Linked DNA regions of Mus musculus: region 1 is linked to region 2. A link is a loop called in an ENCODE intact Hi-C map of the cell type or tissue named here. Cell type or tissue: left cerebral cortex. All regions are shown on one strand.

The links. A loop is a pair of places that touch in the nucleus more often than their neighbours do. Peaks named below come from ENCODE experiments on the same cell type or tissue, not always from the same donor. Only the 100,000 strongest peaks of a DNase experiment are listed, where the experiment ranks them.
Region 1: a loop joins it to region 2, with 5 times the contacts of the local background. A loop is called at or near these places in 2 of 42 quality-filtered maps.

The regions. Positions count from the first base shown.
Region 1 is chr4:77,640,297-77,648,296 of GRCm38, forward strand. All of the region lies in intron 2 of Ptprd (protein tyrosine phosphatase, receptor type, D), which reads right to left. Among named protein-coding and RNA genes, the nearest start is that of Gm38646, 330 kb to the left of the region's middle. In left cerebral cortex, a CTCF peak has its summit at 4,338; DNase peaks (open chromatin) are centred at 4,347, 7,361 and 7,941; H3K27ac peaks cover 5,544 bases.
Region 2 is chr4:78,093,354-78,101,353 of GRCm38, forward strand. All of the region lies in intron 1 of Ptprd (protein tyrosine phosphatase, receptor type, D), which reads right to left. Among named protein-coding and RNA genes, the nearest start is that of B230208B08Rik, 110 kb to the right of the region's middle. In left cerebral cortex, no CTCF peak of the experiment used is centred here; a DNase peak (open chromatin) is centred at 4,383; H3K27ac peaks cover 1,140 bases.

The DNA of each region.
Region 1 (8,000 bases), 450 kb before region 2:
AAGACACAGGGCAATACCCTCACGGGATCGCTAGAGCAGAGGCAGCAAAATGCTTAGACTTCCTAGTGCTTTTCACAGAGATTCAAACACCAGCAAATAAGGCCCTGTGGGCACATAAAAGATAAGTGCAAATTTAACCCCCTTTTCACCTGTGCACCTGGCACCGGGTCATTTTACTGATATAATTCAAGCTAGTCCCACTACCAAACACTTCTGAGGGATCAGCATGAAGAGACAAGGTTAGATCTTCAAGGTTGATTAACCTATTAAATGCTATCTATTCAAGCATCTTAGATTGCCAGATATATTAAAGAAAGCTTTTTATAGAACAGCACAGGATGCCTTCCTGCTCAATCATGGGTATATATATTAACTTTGCACCGATGTTGATATCATTACCATAGGCTCAGGCAATAAGTAGCGGTCAGAAATATTAGCAGGACCACTAGTATGTTAATACTCATGAAGGAACTTAATGGAGAAGATTCTATTTGTGAACAATCAAATAGAGAAAATAGAGATTCCCAGATGAGAGAAAAAGGAACAGCAGGAAGCCTGAGTGTGTGTCTTGCACAGAATCTGAGTGTGCACAAACTTCTCTGTAGGTGTGCTAAACTCAGAAACATGGCAAGAGCAAGCTACCTCCATGCATACAACCTTACACCGTATAATGTGATGCTACATTCTTATCCAGAACTGTAAAAGCTCAGTGACATGTTCTAGCAAACATAAATTAAGTTTGTAAGACATCATCGCTTTGCTTAATATGGACATTATTCAAGATTGTTCTGGAGCCCCACTTGATATCTTTCCTCTCAAAAAATAGGTAAATGGGAGTTTGGGAGCAATTCAGGAAGGGAAAATAAAGTTCTGGAAATATATTGTATAAAAGCAATGAATAAAGAATCAATGAACTAGAAAGAGAGCAACAAAGGATGTATGGAGGGTTTGGAGGGAGGAGAGGGAAGAGAGAAACAGTGAAATTATACATAGTCTCTCAAATACAAAAGGAAAAACAAAACTCCCTCTACATTAACAGACAAGACTAATGCAATGTGAGCAAAAATGATTGTATTAAAATACTTCAAACTTTGAAACAAAACTGCCGGGATCTTGCCCAGACTGGAATGGGCTTGAACTGGGACATAATGTTGGAATTTGCTTTAAAGACTGATGGTCCATGGCCTTCTATCTCTCTCACTATACTGAGCACTTGCTGATACCATTTAAAACATTCTAAAAACTGTCTTACTTATTCTATGGTTAAAAAAACACTAGCTTCTTTTCTCTTTAACTCTGTGCTTTATTAAATATTATAAATCTCTGCTTTATTTCACTCTTTTTGCTTAAATAAGAGCTAGGGAAATTTAACTCTTTCTTACTATTCTGTGCTTCATTAAGCACTAAAATCTTAACTCTTTATTACTTGCTTAAATAAACGCTAATATCTGGTAATGAATGCATACTGCTGAGAAGCAGGGAACTAAGAGAAAAGAGTTAATACTGCTGCTCCTTTTCGGTTTTGGTGAATAAGCCAGAAGCTGCTCTGGACAAGCTGCTTAACTCTTCAGGAACCAGAGAGGAAGGAAAGGAGAAGCATTAAGATTCCACATACACGCAAATATGCACAGACATATACACATATTGAAATATTCATACACACACACTCTGACCAGGTCCAGCCATCTGTCACAATCAATTCAACAAGTATTCATGCATGGTTACATACATATACATACACACATATGTATATATATACATACATACACTCTACACACAAACATGTAGAGAAACAGATATATGCATTTGGATGGATGGATGGATGGATGGATGGATGGGGCAAAGCTCCCCAAGCCAACCATTCAACAAACAACTATATTTCTTTTTTCTGGTCTTTTATACATTTTTAGACAAAAAGTTCAGCTGAGTACAATTCCACATACACATGTACTAACATTTTTTGTTTTCCATTCATGTGTTGATGTACACCTACCTGATTCCACATACCCAGAAGAACAGACATTTTGATCCTAGTTCTCTGAGGGACTTAGGTTCCAAATTACTTCACACAACCAGCAACTTCCAAGTAAAATCAGTATGAGGAACCCACACACAATCATTCTGTTTTCAAAGTGTTCCTGCATAACTGAAATTAAATTTCTAAGACATGAGATTTGCGATTCATAATGTCTTATGTTATCACACAATAAAAATGTGATGGTGTGATTTATTTGGATAGCCACAAATGGTAAGGAGACCAGATAAGATGGAATGAGGGCCTTCGGGAGGAATCTTAAGTAAGATTGGAGACACCACTGAAGAACCATCTTTCTTCATTCTGGTCTGATCCACATGCATGCATTGGCAATAAATAGCTGCATTTTGATCACAAGAAAGGGCAGTGGTGATTTCCATTATATTTTCTGTTTCGATTACTTGTTATATTTTATAATTTGTGAAACAGAAACAAAGTATCCGATCCTTTTCTTTCTTTTTCTTTTCCTTTTACAAACACTGATGTCTCTTCAGAGAACACTTAAGATGAAAGTGAGATAGTTAGCCCCAGAAATGAAGGGAAAGTTAGTAGAAGTATACCTTTTGACCATTAAGACAGCCCTAACAGAGCAGAATTGTGTGTGCTAGAACAAAAAAATATATATCTAAGAAAGTCTTCATAACATGATATGTAATGTTTGAGTAATAAGGAGGATATATAGTGAAATATTTATATATAAATAAATAATAAAAATTAGAATATAGAAATCATATTATGAAAATTTCCTCAAACTAAATAATTTAATAAGTAATTAAGTAAGTAATATGAAATTACTGCTTAAATTGTTTATATTGAATCTAGAGCATAACTGAGGATACCTTAATCCCACTTGGGAGGGAAAAGAAAACAATGACAGGGGGCAGAGGGAGGGACTTGTGTAGGAGACAGGACAGGGAGGGGAAAATAGGAACATGATCAGGTGTTGTGGAGGGAGACAGTACTAAAGCCTTGAGGGCAGCAGAAAGAATGGAAACAGGGAACTACCAGAGGTAGGAGGTGGGGGGACCCTATACAATGTAGAAGAGACCTGGGAGGTGAAAGACTCTCAGTACTCGAAGGAAGGGACCTTGGATGAAATGCCCTACACTGGGGAAAGGTAACTGATAGAGTCTGCCACCGGTAGAAAGATATGGCATCAAGTGGAGGGATGGTATTGCCATCACACAGTTAAAAACTCTGATACAGATTGTTCCTGTCTAAAAGAACAGGGACAAAAATGGAGAAGAGCTTGAGGGAAAGGAAGTCCGATGAGTGGCCCAAACTGGGATCCATCACAATGGGAGGCACCAAAGCCTGGCAATATTACTGATGCTATTTTGTGGTTACAAACAGGATCCTAGCGTGGCTGCCCTCTGAGAGGCCCAACAAGTAGCTGAAAAAGTCAGATGCAGATACTTACAGCCAACCAATGGAGAGAAGCTTTTGACCCCTGTGGTTGAAATAGGGGAAAGCTGGAAGAAACTGAGGAGGAGGGTGACCCCATAGGAAGACCAGCAGTCTCAACTAACCTGTACCCCTGAGAGCTCTCAGACACGGAGGCGCCAACCAGACAGCATATACTAGCTGATATGAGGCTCCCAAACCATATACAGTAGAGGACTGTCTGTGAGAGAAGAGGCACCTAATCCTAGAAAGACACGAGTCCCAGGGAGGGGGGAGGTTTGGTGTGTGTGGGGTAGGAACATCCTGTTAGATAGAGACAGTGGTAGAGGTATGGAATGAGGAACAGTAAGAGGCTTGACAAGGATAATGACTGGACTGAAAAAAATTGAATAATAGTGTTATGAAGATAAGATTAAACAGTTGTGCTGACTCAAAGAAAAAGAATAAGACATCTAACATTTAAATATTAGTGGATAGTCATAAAGTGAATTTATATACATAGTCTTAGAAAAGTCAGCTGGCATTCACAAAATATAGTCATAGTATTATCTCAGCTTTTCTGTGTGATAACTAACAGAGAAAATAAGTGCCTGCTGGGGATTAGAATCAGCGTAATGTTAAAAGCAACAATACAGATGCACAGGATGCCCATCTCAGGACATCCTTCAGTTCTTGGCTGAAGTATTTTTTCACTAATAATTTTTAAAATGACTTCTTAGAAGCTTGGAAAATGGGCAAATACAATTGATAAGTGGCTTGGTTAATTACTATTAAATTTATTAATGGAATGAGATTGCCAAAATTACCACTTAAATATGTGACTTATTTAATGTAATTTCTAGATTACCTTAGACAACACAGAACATATCCAACAGTTGCTGCAAACCAGTGGCCAATAGTCTGTGCTGTTGTTCAAGAAATGCTCATGTACTGTACATTATTTCTAAAAGAAACTTATTTCATTTACTGGGTTAAGAATTACAAGTGCATTATATATTTTGTTTATGTTTCTATTTTATGAGGTTTGCTAAGTGAGATTGAGGAAATGTGACTCTGCCAATTGTACCTTTTTCTTTCTAAGTGCAAGAAAACAGCATTTCAGTACTAGTGAATAGATCCTTCCCACAATATGATATTTTGTTGCCAAATAACCTAAATTGTGAATGTTGCATAAAAGTCCTTAGTAGCTGGATTGTTTGCTAATCCTTAGATAACAAGTTTACACTTGGCACTAATGAGCCGGATGCTAAAGCCCATATTTATGATGTTTATGCTTTTATTTAATGTAATAGATTCTCAGTCTTTTGCATTAGAATTTTTGTTTTTAAGTTTTCTGTTATAATGAATTATATTTTAATATTTTAGACTTCTTTTTGTTAGTTTTTAGTCTCTCTATCTAGCTCAGGCTGACGTTAAAATCACCTTTTTTCATCAAAGTTTGATTCCTTCTGTCTCCAGTTCCTCCCCAGTCCTGGACATGTAGGCACATGCTGCATGTCTGCTTGCATGTGCCTACATGTCCCCTTGCAATTTAAGTTATTACAGTAGTCAAGTTTGTTAGATTTCAACAAGGAACATAAGAAAATGTTGTTACAGCTCCAGCATCAAAAAAAAAAAAAATAGGATTTGGAAAATATGCAAAGTTTCTGATTATTTTAAAATGACTTTATTAATTGCATGAATCTGAAGATTAAAATGGAGACCTGTAAGTGTGAAGCAAAAATTCCTCAGAATGCTTTTTTGTTTTTTCTCAGAAATATGTTTAATAGTGTGCCCCTTACTTATTTTCAATTGTGTAAGAGAAAAAATAAATGTAATCAAATATGCACCATTTATCAGAAATGATATTGTGGCAATTGCATTTAGGGAGCAGCCCGTACTCCCTGCTCAATTAGGAAGACCATCAAGAAGATGATGTTATTCTGGGTAGTGCTTATGCTGAAGGCAAGTTAAGTCTTCTTTATTTTAAATGGATATCCTAGAAAACATGTAAATCTTAAGATCCCACTTCACCTACCATATAGCCTTTTTTTTTTAACACATCCCAGCAACAACTGTAGATATCTAAACTATAATATAGACAGAAAACAAAATTTATAATTTAATTTTAAGTGCCATGGGATACTATTGTCCCTAGATATGTTACTACTCAAATACCCTTTGCTCTGCTTATTATAAAAATGTTCCTTATGAACTAGCACGAATAAAGGCTGAGTATTTGTTGACTATAAACTAAAAATTGAGTGTGGCTAGCTAAGGAAGCAATTACAGTGTCTGCAGATGAGAACAAAATGGAGGGACACCCCTGTGTAAGTCACTGTGCTGTAAGTACAGAGGATTGCATTGGGGAACTTAGTTACATTCCCACATCATTAACCTGTTTATTTGGTTCTGAGAGCCAGATATAACATCTGAGTGCCCACAGGCAATTCTGTTCTCTTTACTTAACCACAGCCCACCACCTTCACCAGATTCCTCCTGAGCTCGTAATTATTAAAAGCAAGGTCACATGAACTAAGACAGTGGCAATGTCTAGCACGGAAATGTTATCTCTTTACCACCACCCCATATCCTAATAACTGCATGCTTTCTCAGCAGAACTGCCAACCTATCTTCATTTCGGATGGTTCCCATCACAGTCAGGTAGAGTTCCCAGTTTCCAAGTGAAGCATTAGCTGCCTGCAAGCTGTGTATTATCTCTACACTTAAATCTCGCCTTCTATTCGTTGATACAAAGAACATAAAAGCTTTCCTGTGAGGGAGACCATTGACATATATATTTTTTTCGACTGTATTTTCTACTAAGTTGCTGTGTTCTGGCTTTTGACCTTTGTTTTACATTCCTTTTAGCCTCAGCCCTCTTGTTCTTTGAGCTGTTTATTTTGAATTTCTGGTCTTTCTTCTTATGCTCTTACAATTTTCATGCTCCTAGCCAAAAAGAACTCTTGATCCTGCAGTCTCTGACAGGTCGAGTCAGTGTTCTGCTCCTTGCTAGTTAGCAACATTAGATATAAAGATGTTTCGGCTATCTTCTCATGCCACCTTGACCTGTGGGTCCAGCCTTCTCTTTAGGCAAGATGCACTTGGTCCACCTTTATTCTTGCTTGTCTCTTCATTGATTCTGCTTTGTTTCCATTTTAATTTCATAGGTCAAGTCTAGTATTGGTTCCCAACTGATATGCATCATCTTCTTCATTAATCCTCACCATTAAATATCACTGAAAGCATGTGGAAAAAATTTTCAATAGGAGGGCAGGAATTAGACCATCAAAATTTATATTGGCAAGGAAGGAGTTTCTGAAAATCTTCATTTCATGTATGCAACTCTCTTATACCTCAGATCTTTGTACTTAGGGGCAAAAGAGCCTACATTAATTGTCACATCTCCTGCAAGTAAGTTCTGTTTCCAAGAGTTCCTTTCACTTAAAGGCCAACAGATTACATTAAAGGAAACCTCTTCAACCTGATTTTTAATGGGAATCAATATAAGTAAAGAACAACAAAGAACCAGCAATTTGATGGAGAGATGATCAGCTGGGATAGTTTTGAGTGATCACAGAGATGTTCCATGAGTTTAAAGGGCAGCTGTGGGCTCTGACCATGGACAGCATACGCAAGAACAAGTCTGAGAACAAGTTTGAAGAACATATAAAAGTAGCATGGTAGACATAAGAAAAGTAAAGATCTGTAGAGAAAGTGGTGATGTCATTGGCAAGCACAGAGTCACATCACACTACTCCCCCAGGTGTGTGGGGAGCACCATGGAACAGAGGCCTGGGAGGCCTCTGTGCAATCACCTAGTATGGCCTCCTCCTTTTTCCTGGGTTTTAAGAATACATCATGTTTTTCCTGCCTCCTGTACCCCATACTTAGAAAGTTTGGCTCTGCATGTTCAACACTTTCAGAAATAGTTGCTGCCTTAGAACAGTCTGAACTGGATTAAAAGAAGACTGCTTCCCTGGGGGAAGAGGAATGACAAAAGCAAAGTTGCTGCCCTACATGGGAGCTCAGCGCATGCTTCGCATCTGCTCTGCTTTCCACATTTAGTCGGGCTCTTCCCTTTTGTAATATGCCAGATGACGTAATGCTGCAGAAACTTCAGGGTCAATGCTAACATTTTTATAAGAAAAACATTTTAAAGTGAAGAACTAGCAACTTTACAGTGTTCTGGGGCCACTCTGTGTTTTCACAGTAAGTCTGTAGCTCTAGAGAGATCCCCAAGATACTATTAATAAGGTGGGGAGAACCTACATCATGTACGGTAGATTTTATATAAAGTCTCTTTATCCCTCCCCCCCTCTCTCTCCCCTCTGGTGTGTGTGTGTGTGTGTGTGTGTGTGTGTGTGTGTGTGTGTGTGTGTGTGTATGTGTGAATATGTCTAGTATTGCTACTTGTAAACACTCTAGCAACAACTTCATACTTTAGGGCGGGGGCTTTTACAGCAAGCCTGTGTATTTACTTAAAGTGGCACAATATTTACACTTAAGGATCCCTCTGGAGTGAAGCAGTTAGTCACGCTTCATCTGCTTGTGCATGACTTTTCTCAAAGGCAGTCCTTTC
Region 2 (8,000 bases):
AAATAAAAATGTAAATGTCATTAAGATTATTTTCTGCAAAGTAGAAATCCATAAGCCAGTGAAATGTTTTGATGAAAGTGAAGTGAATGTGGGGGGAATCATGGGATAAGAAGGACTTTCTTTAAGGAGCAGATTTGCAGGTGGGTAACTAAAGGAACCTTTGTTAAAGGTCATGAATTAAATCAGCTTCTTTGATGCATTTTCTATTGACTTGACAACAACAGTGTAAACTGTAAGCAATGTGTTTTCCTCCACTGAACCCTCACATGCTAGTGTATGTTATACAATGTCCTTGCCTCATTGCGGTGGTCTTATACAGTATCCTCACCTCACTATGGTGGTGGTGGTTAAGGATATGTGCTTTTCATGAAAGCCAAGTTGGAATGTGAATTCTGCAGAACTGGTAAACTAAAGTTAAATCATTAATATTTTGAGGATCACTTTAAATTCAGCGTAGCCCAGGGCACCTGAGTGAAATATGAGCAAAGTAATAAAACTAACAATTATCTAACCACAAAATAATAGAAATGAAGCTATGTCCTGGAAGGGACAGAGGACACACTGGGAGTAATAAAACATGCGTCCATCCTAGTCTTGAGGTTTGTGAATCAGTGACACACTGTCTATATATTCTGTGTCTTTTAACAACTTAAATATAAATTTTTATAACATATGTATATAGAACAAGTTAAGAAATTTCAGTGTAAAGACATAAAATGAATATTTATGAAATCTACACCAATCATTGTGTTAAGCATATATATATGTTATGCATATTTATATATACATACCTTACCATTCTTCTCAAAAGAAGCATAAAAATTCTAAGCTCTTACAACATATACACTTTGTAAATATGTTTTTTCTGCTTTTTAGATTGCCTTTTTAGTCTGATGATAGCTTCATTTGCTGTGCAAATATTTTAGTTTCATAGAGTTCAATTTATTTATAGTAATTTTTACTGCTTATAATTTTGATGCCACAGACAAGGAATTCTTTACAAGATAAAAATCCTGAACCTCTTCTATGTTTTCTTGTATTTGTTTTCTGGCCTCAGGAATTCTATTTACGCTTCTGATAAGATTTGGTGTTTTTTGTTGTGCTGGAAATAAAATTAAAGTTCAGCATAGTCTCTTTGGATTACGGTACCGATTTCCCTAGTTGTAGTGGCTGGAGCAGCATCCCATCCCAACAGTTTTTGGTTCCAAAACCATTGTCTAGGTTTAGTTCTGTACCAACTCTTCTGTTCTCCACATGTTGCTGTAATGGTAGCCATTTAAATAAACATTTTGATACCAAGGAGCATAATGTTGTTGACTCTGTTATTTAATTATGCTGTTTTGGCTATGCAGAATCATTACTGGTTCTACAAAGATTTTTGAATTGTTCTTTTTCTTTCCATATAAAATTCCAGAGAGATTTTGACATGAATTAAATGATATTTGTAAATAACTTTGAATAGATGAACATTACAATAAGATTAGTCTTCATAAGTGATATAAAATTGAATATGTTTTTAAATGATTTCATGAATATTCTATATTTTTCTCTATGTTCTTTTATTAAACTTTTATTTATTTACACTCAGATTTTATTCCCCTCCTGGTCTACCTTCCAACTGTTCCACATCCCAATCGTCCTCCCTACCCTCCCCACCCCGTTTCTACAAGGATGTCCCCACCATGCACGCCCTCATGCACCACCCCACCAGACCTCTAACCTCCCTGGGCTCCCAGTATCTTGAGGGTTAGATGCATCTTCACTGACTGAACATAGACCTGGCCTCTGCTGTATATGTGTTCGGGGCACATATCAGCTGGTGTATGTTGCCCTCCCCTTCAGCTTCTTCCAGCTTTCCCCTAATTCAACCACAGGGGCCAGCAGCTTTTGTACATTGGTTGGGTGCAAATATCTGCATCTGACCTGAAATTTACTTCTAAATACTTATTTGGTTTTGTATATGAAAACACATATCATTGTTTTCATAGTAAGATTTTCATCTTAACAATATCTTACCTGTTAAGTTGGTGTGTATGTGCATATGTATGTGTGTATATGTTTGTGTGTGTTAAGAGTGCATACATGTAGGTTTTTGTGTTTAGATTGAGTGGGTATATATGTATATAGACTATACATATACACATATATATATATATATATATATATATATATATATACATAGTGTTTAGGGTTTCCACATTTAAATGATGGCCTTCATATATTTCATCCTTATATTTCTTAAAATTTCAAATGAATATTTAAGAACAAAATGTTAACAGAATTAATTGTTAAGAGCACATTAATATTATACTTAATATATTTTAGTATATCACTTCCATATTTACATAGAAATGTACAGATATATCTTATGTATTTATAACTATAGCTGTATTCATTGCTACAAAGGTATACACATTTATTTAACATTCTTCTCTAACCTGTAATGGTAGGAGAGTTCACTGTTAAAAAAATTAAAAGATTAAAGGGAAGGCTTTTAATTTTCAATTTGGAACATTCAATTGCTAAAAATATTCTTCACATTGAATTCCTAATGAATGCATTTCTCCTTTTGTGTACATACAAACAGGACTTAAAATACATGTTTAATAGTGACATAAAGATTTGCTAGGATGAACAGGTTGAATCGACAATACAACAAATGCATTCCTCGTTGGTTCTAAATTAGAGACTTTTAGAGATAACTTGTAAGTTCATTATATTAACTTGTGTGTGTTTCTGTATGTGTGTGTGTGTATGTGTCTGTGTGTCTTTGTGTGTCTGTGTCTGTGTCTGTGTGTGTGTTAATTCTACAACTACTTTGGATTAGACTGAAAATTCATATAGGCACTTGAATTCGGTAACTTCAAATTGATATCTTTCCCTCTATCCCAATAAATAATATATTCTGGAAAATAATTTAAAAGTTTTTACTGGTTACTTGATGATTTATTCAGTTTGGGTATTGATACAAAGAAAAATATGAATTGTATAAACTCTGACAAAGGCTCAATATCTTTCAAACACTAGACTTATAAATGATTTGAAGAATATGGCATACTTTTTTACATGTGGTCACACAGATTGGTGAAGTCATTTATATTTACTAATTAGATCCAAAGGAGAAAAAATTATGATAGATAATTTAAGTACCACTTATATGACAATCATCCATTTGTAATTTGTGTATAAAACAGAGGTTTCATGTGTAAAATATAAATGAGCAACTCAGAAGGAAATGTGTTAAGGTTATTAATGTTAAATTTTCTTTTGAGATGACTTAGTACTATTTTCCATAAAAATCATGGAAAATAAATGTATAAAGCAATTTTATAATTATATGAACAAAACACATTTCAAACTAATAAAACAACTATGCTTGGCTGCTACATAACGATAAGTGGCTGAAGATTGCACCTTGCTAACGTATTGTATTTGGCAGTAGGGGGTATCCGTGGTTAAGAGGAAAATACATAATAAAAAAAAAAAAAAAGAAGAAGAAACCTGAGCTCTCATCCCTTTTATTCAACTAAGTCTTCCTTACTGCTTGCTTCCATCTTTGTGATACTACAAATTCAACAGTGTTCCCACATTTTAAAAAGAGGAACTTGAAAGGAATTTCACATGGTGAAAACAGTTAGATAAATCTTGAGAACAAAATGGCAATATAAAAATATCCTCTCACAGTTTTGGCAGTATACAGCAAATCTAGGTCATTCTTTTCAGTGGAAGAAGTTATTAGAGAAACTCCGATCTCATTTTCTTCAAAACTCATGTCCACAAACTAAATGATCTATGAATTCCCTTTGGGAAATGTACCATGCCCTACATGTCAAATTAAACATATATGCACTGTTCTGAGGAGAACAAATATATTATATTATAACTTTTAATATTATAAATATATAATAGGACATTCAATTAAGGGCTATAGACAGCTTTTGTAATGAATTCAGCCACTATCATTGTAAATATCTTCATGTTACTAAGTCTTATGTGCTGTATAATTGCAGTTTTGATTTTCAACTTACATATTATTAGAGAGGGGCATGTTATTAGTGGTATGGGAATGGGTGAATGTTCACATGCCAACAGTCATAATGTTCTGAGGTCAGGGACAAAGTAGGCATTCACAGATGAAGATAGTACATGACTTTATCTGGCTAAAGATGGAGTCTATATAACTTACTCTTACATCACCTCTTCTCATTGAAACCCTGAGTGCAGGGGAATCAGAGAAAATAGTTACATTATGGTATGCAAACATTAAGAGAATCCTGAAGCAGCCATCCTTTGCACACCAATGGCATGGCCAACTCCTCTAAAGTAGGATGTACAATTTTGAGCACAATGTCCTCAGCTTTGTGTTCTGGATATCCAGAGGCTTCCTGTTTGTTTGAGCTCATATCTGATAATTCACAATGTATATGAAGCTTGTGAGAAGTTCTATATTGAATGCTAGAAAATCTGCTTGCCATTTTAAAAATATCCCACACCATCTGGTATAATTTGAAAATACTTGAACTTTCTGGGGAAGAATAAATTCTTATTACTTACCTATGTCAGAATGCTTGAAATCTGTGCTGTCTAAAGGTAACAGCAAGACAGGTAATTTCAAATCTTACAAGAAATATTTTAGGGAAAGAAACCTTTTCTTTATAAATTGTTAACATTTTAATAGTGTATATCCACTAGGCTTCATATGGCATGTTTTTGTGATTTTTTTTAATTAATCTCTTTTTTACATTCCATATTTTATTACCCCCAATCCACCATCTGAGTGTGACATATCCCATATCTCCTCCCCACCCCTTGTCTCCATGTGGATGTCCCCACCACTCACCCCATCTGACCTCTATACTCCTTGGGGCCTCCAGTCTCTTGAGGGTTAGGTGCATCATCTCTGAATGAACACAGACCCAGAAGTCTTCTATGTATATGTGTAGGGGGCCTCATATCAGCTGGTGGGTACTGTCTGTTTGGTGGTCCCCCAAGATCTGACATATAGCATTGTAAAGCATAACTTGTCTCTGCTGACCCTTCTGGACCCTTCTCTGTAACCTCCTTGCTCACTTATATTCTTCAATCTGCAAAAATCCTTTTGAGTCTCATGTCACATGAGTTACAATCTCCCTACCTCAAAATATTAATTTATCTCTGGTAGTATCCTTCTAGTTTGATGTTATATAAAAACATACACACACTGACATATAAATGACAAAACTTATCAGGCTGTGTTATCTCACAAAGGGTATATGATACTTTCAACTTACATAATTTTGATACAATTTTCATTTTTTTCATTTCTTACCAGTGAGTAAAAACCCATTGCATATATGTAGCACTTTTTGATTATCCATTTATCTACTTATAGATATCAAGGCTGATTGCAATTTCTTACAATTGAGAATAGAATACCAATAAACAAGGATGTGAAAGTATCTCTCACAGGATACAGGTGCCTTGGAATTATGAGCAGAAAGAGTATAAGGGTATCAGATAGGGTTTTTATTCTTAGTTTTCTGAGGAACTCCACAGTGATTTCCTTAGTGGCTTCCCCCGTTGCACTCACATCAGCATTGAGCAATGGCTTCTCTTTTCCACATTCGTGCCATCCTTTATTATAACTTGTTTTTATTTAACAACCTAAAAGTATTAACTATGACTTGCTGAGAAGAGCAAACTCAATTTGAAAAATCAACAAATATTTTTAATCTTATATGCAATATTACATATCTAGTAAATTACACGCTTCATAAAATTTTGCTTCTGTATTACAACTTTCCTCTTTGATTATTTTAAGCACAGTCAAAATAAACAAAGTTGTTAAAATATTTAACAACATGTAAATATAAATATAAGTTAAATATAAATACAAATATAAATCAATTTCTTGTACAAATAGACTAGCCTTTGTCTATAAAAAGCATTTCTCCAAAGGTGCTAGGTGTTCAAATTTTATTTTCATTAATGTTCTGGGAGGAACCCCATAAATAAGGATAGAATGTAAAATACCACTTAGAATCAATTTTTTGTTCTGATTAAACACCCCTCTTACAGCCAAACACCTGCTTTGTGGTTGGTGCATGTATAATTAATGTACACTAATGAATATGTTTCATCACATTCTAACCACAGCTGAAAAGTCAAATCAGAGTAGTGGCCTTGCAAATGATAGTAGTTGGGAAGCATGTAGAGATTTATAAAAGTTTATCTTCCAGAATTTTAGACAGAAAGACAGAATACAAGGATTGACAAGCTCATGTATAGAAGCAAGTAAGAATTTTTATGATTTACTGGTGACCAGGACTTCATCTGAGATTCATTTTATCAGTACTCACATTGCCTTTCTGAGTTCTTCAGCAAGCATGCATATTTCTTGCTTGCCTTGGCAGAATAGATATCAACCACAAATCAGCTATCCCCAGTAATATGTCTGCTTCTAGCTCAGCTTGTCTACTTCTCTTTCCTCTTGTCATTTGTATTTCCCCTTTGTAAATTCTTTGTAATTAGGTATGAACGTGTTTATTCTTCTGAGTCGAGACAAGCATTAGCACTTTAATGTGGGATATTTCTTAGACCTGTAAGAACATCTTGTCAAGGTCTCAACATTCACCAAATACTTTTAAATACAATAGATCCAAAAGAAGTAAAAAATGAGTAATTTGATTTAACATATTTACTTATATACATATACTAATGACAAACAAAATTTAAGCATGATGTTAGCAATTTTGACTCTACTAGTTGATGGACAAATGTCCCTACAGGCTAGGGCTGTTTGAACTCTTGGCTGTTCAACTGGCTAGGTTTGAAAAGTTTGTAGAAACTTTAGCAACCAGCAACCAGAACTTCCTTAGAGGAAGAAGGTTGCTGAAGTTGTGTCTTAAGAGTTATGTGTAATTTCCATTTTTTCTCTACTTATTGACTGCTCATGGCATCTAATCAGCCACTTCAGGTCAACTGACATGGACTGTATATCCTACACTGTGAATCTAAGTAAAGCTCCCCTTGCTTAAATTGTTCACTTGGGCATTCTGTGAATCAATGAGGAAAGTAATTCTTATACCTTGGAGCCAATAAGTTCTGGAGTTAACTAATGAATTTTATATGTGCACTTTCAGCACATTTAGTCTTTCATGAAATAATTCTATAGGCTGGGGGATTAAAGAATATTTTCTCTCCATTCTAGGGGAACAAGTTTTGCTTGAATGTGTCAGTATGGGCACAAAAATATAAGGGGTGACTGTGGCTTATAGAAAGGCTCCGTCTTGGAGTCTAGAAAGACTATTCTCCTACCTCTCCCTCATCCTCCCATCCACCATGTCTGACCCCATCTCTCAAAATTAAGCCACATATGCCTTTGCCATAAGAGTTTGAGTGGAAGAGAATATAACCTACAGATTCAGCTCGTCCAGACAAACCCATTTTCAGTTTCTTTGTGATGAGAACAAAATTTAGATAAGTAGAGTGATGCTTGTAGAATAGTGGCACACATTTTCATTACAAAATACATAAGCTACTTTTGAAATCTTATCTACCGTATGTTGAGTTTTACATTGTATTCTTCACTGAGTGAAAAGGATAAACATATTCATACATGATTACAAGGAATGGAGAAGGGGGAATACAAATGACAAGAGGAAACAGCAGGATAATTGCTGAGCCAGGAATGGACATGTTACTTGGGATAGATGATTTATCGTTTAATTCAATATATCTACATTGAAAGTTTTATATAAATAATAACAAATAAAGAATATATAAAAATGAATAAAGAACAACAGTTCTAAACCTTAGCTTTATGGATGGAGAGAGATAGAGTGGGTGGAGGAGGAAAGGAAGGAGGGAGAGAGAGAGAGAGAGAGAGAGAGAGAGAGAGAGAGAGCACACCATGTGAGCACTTTACAGTAGAATTGAAATGGTATATTCTCAGTGCAGGAGGGTAGATTAAAACCTAGATTAAATATTTTAAGTCCTGTCTTACTGTCAAATACATTAGT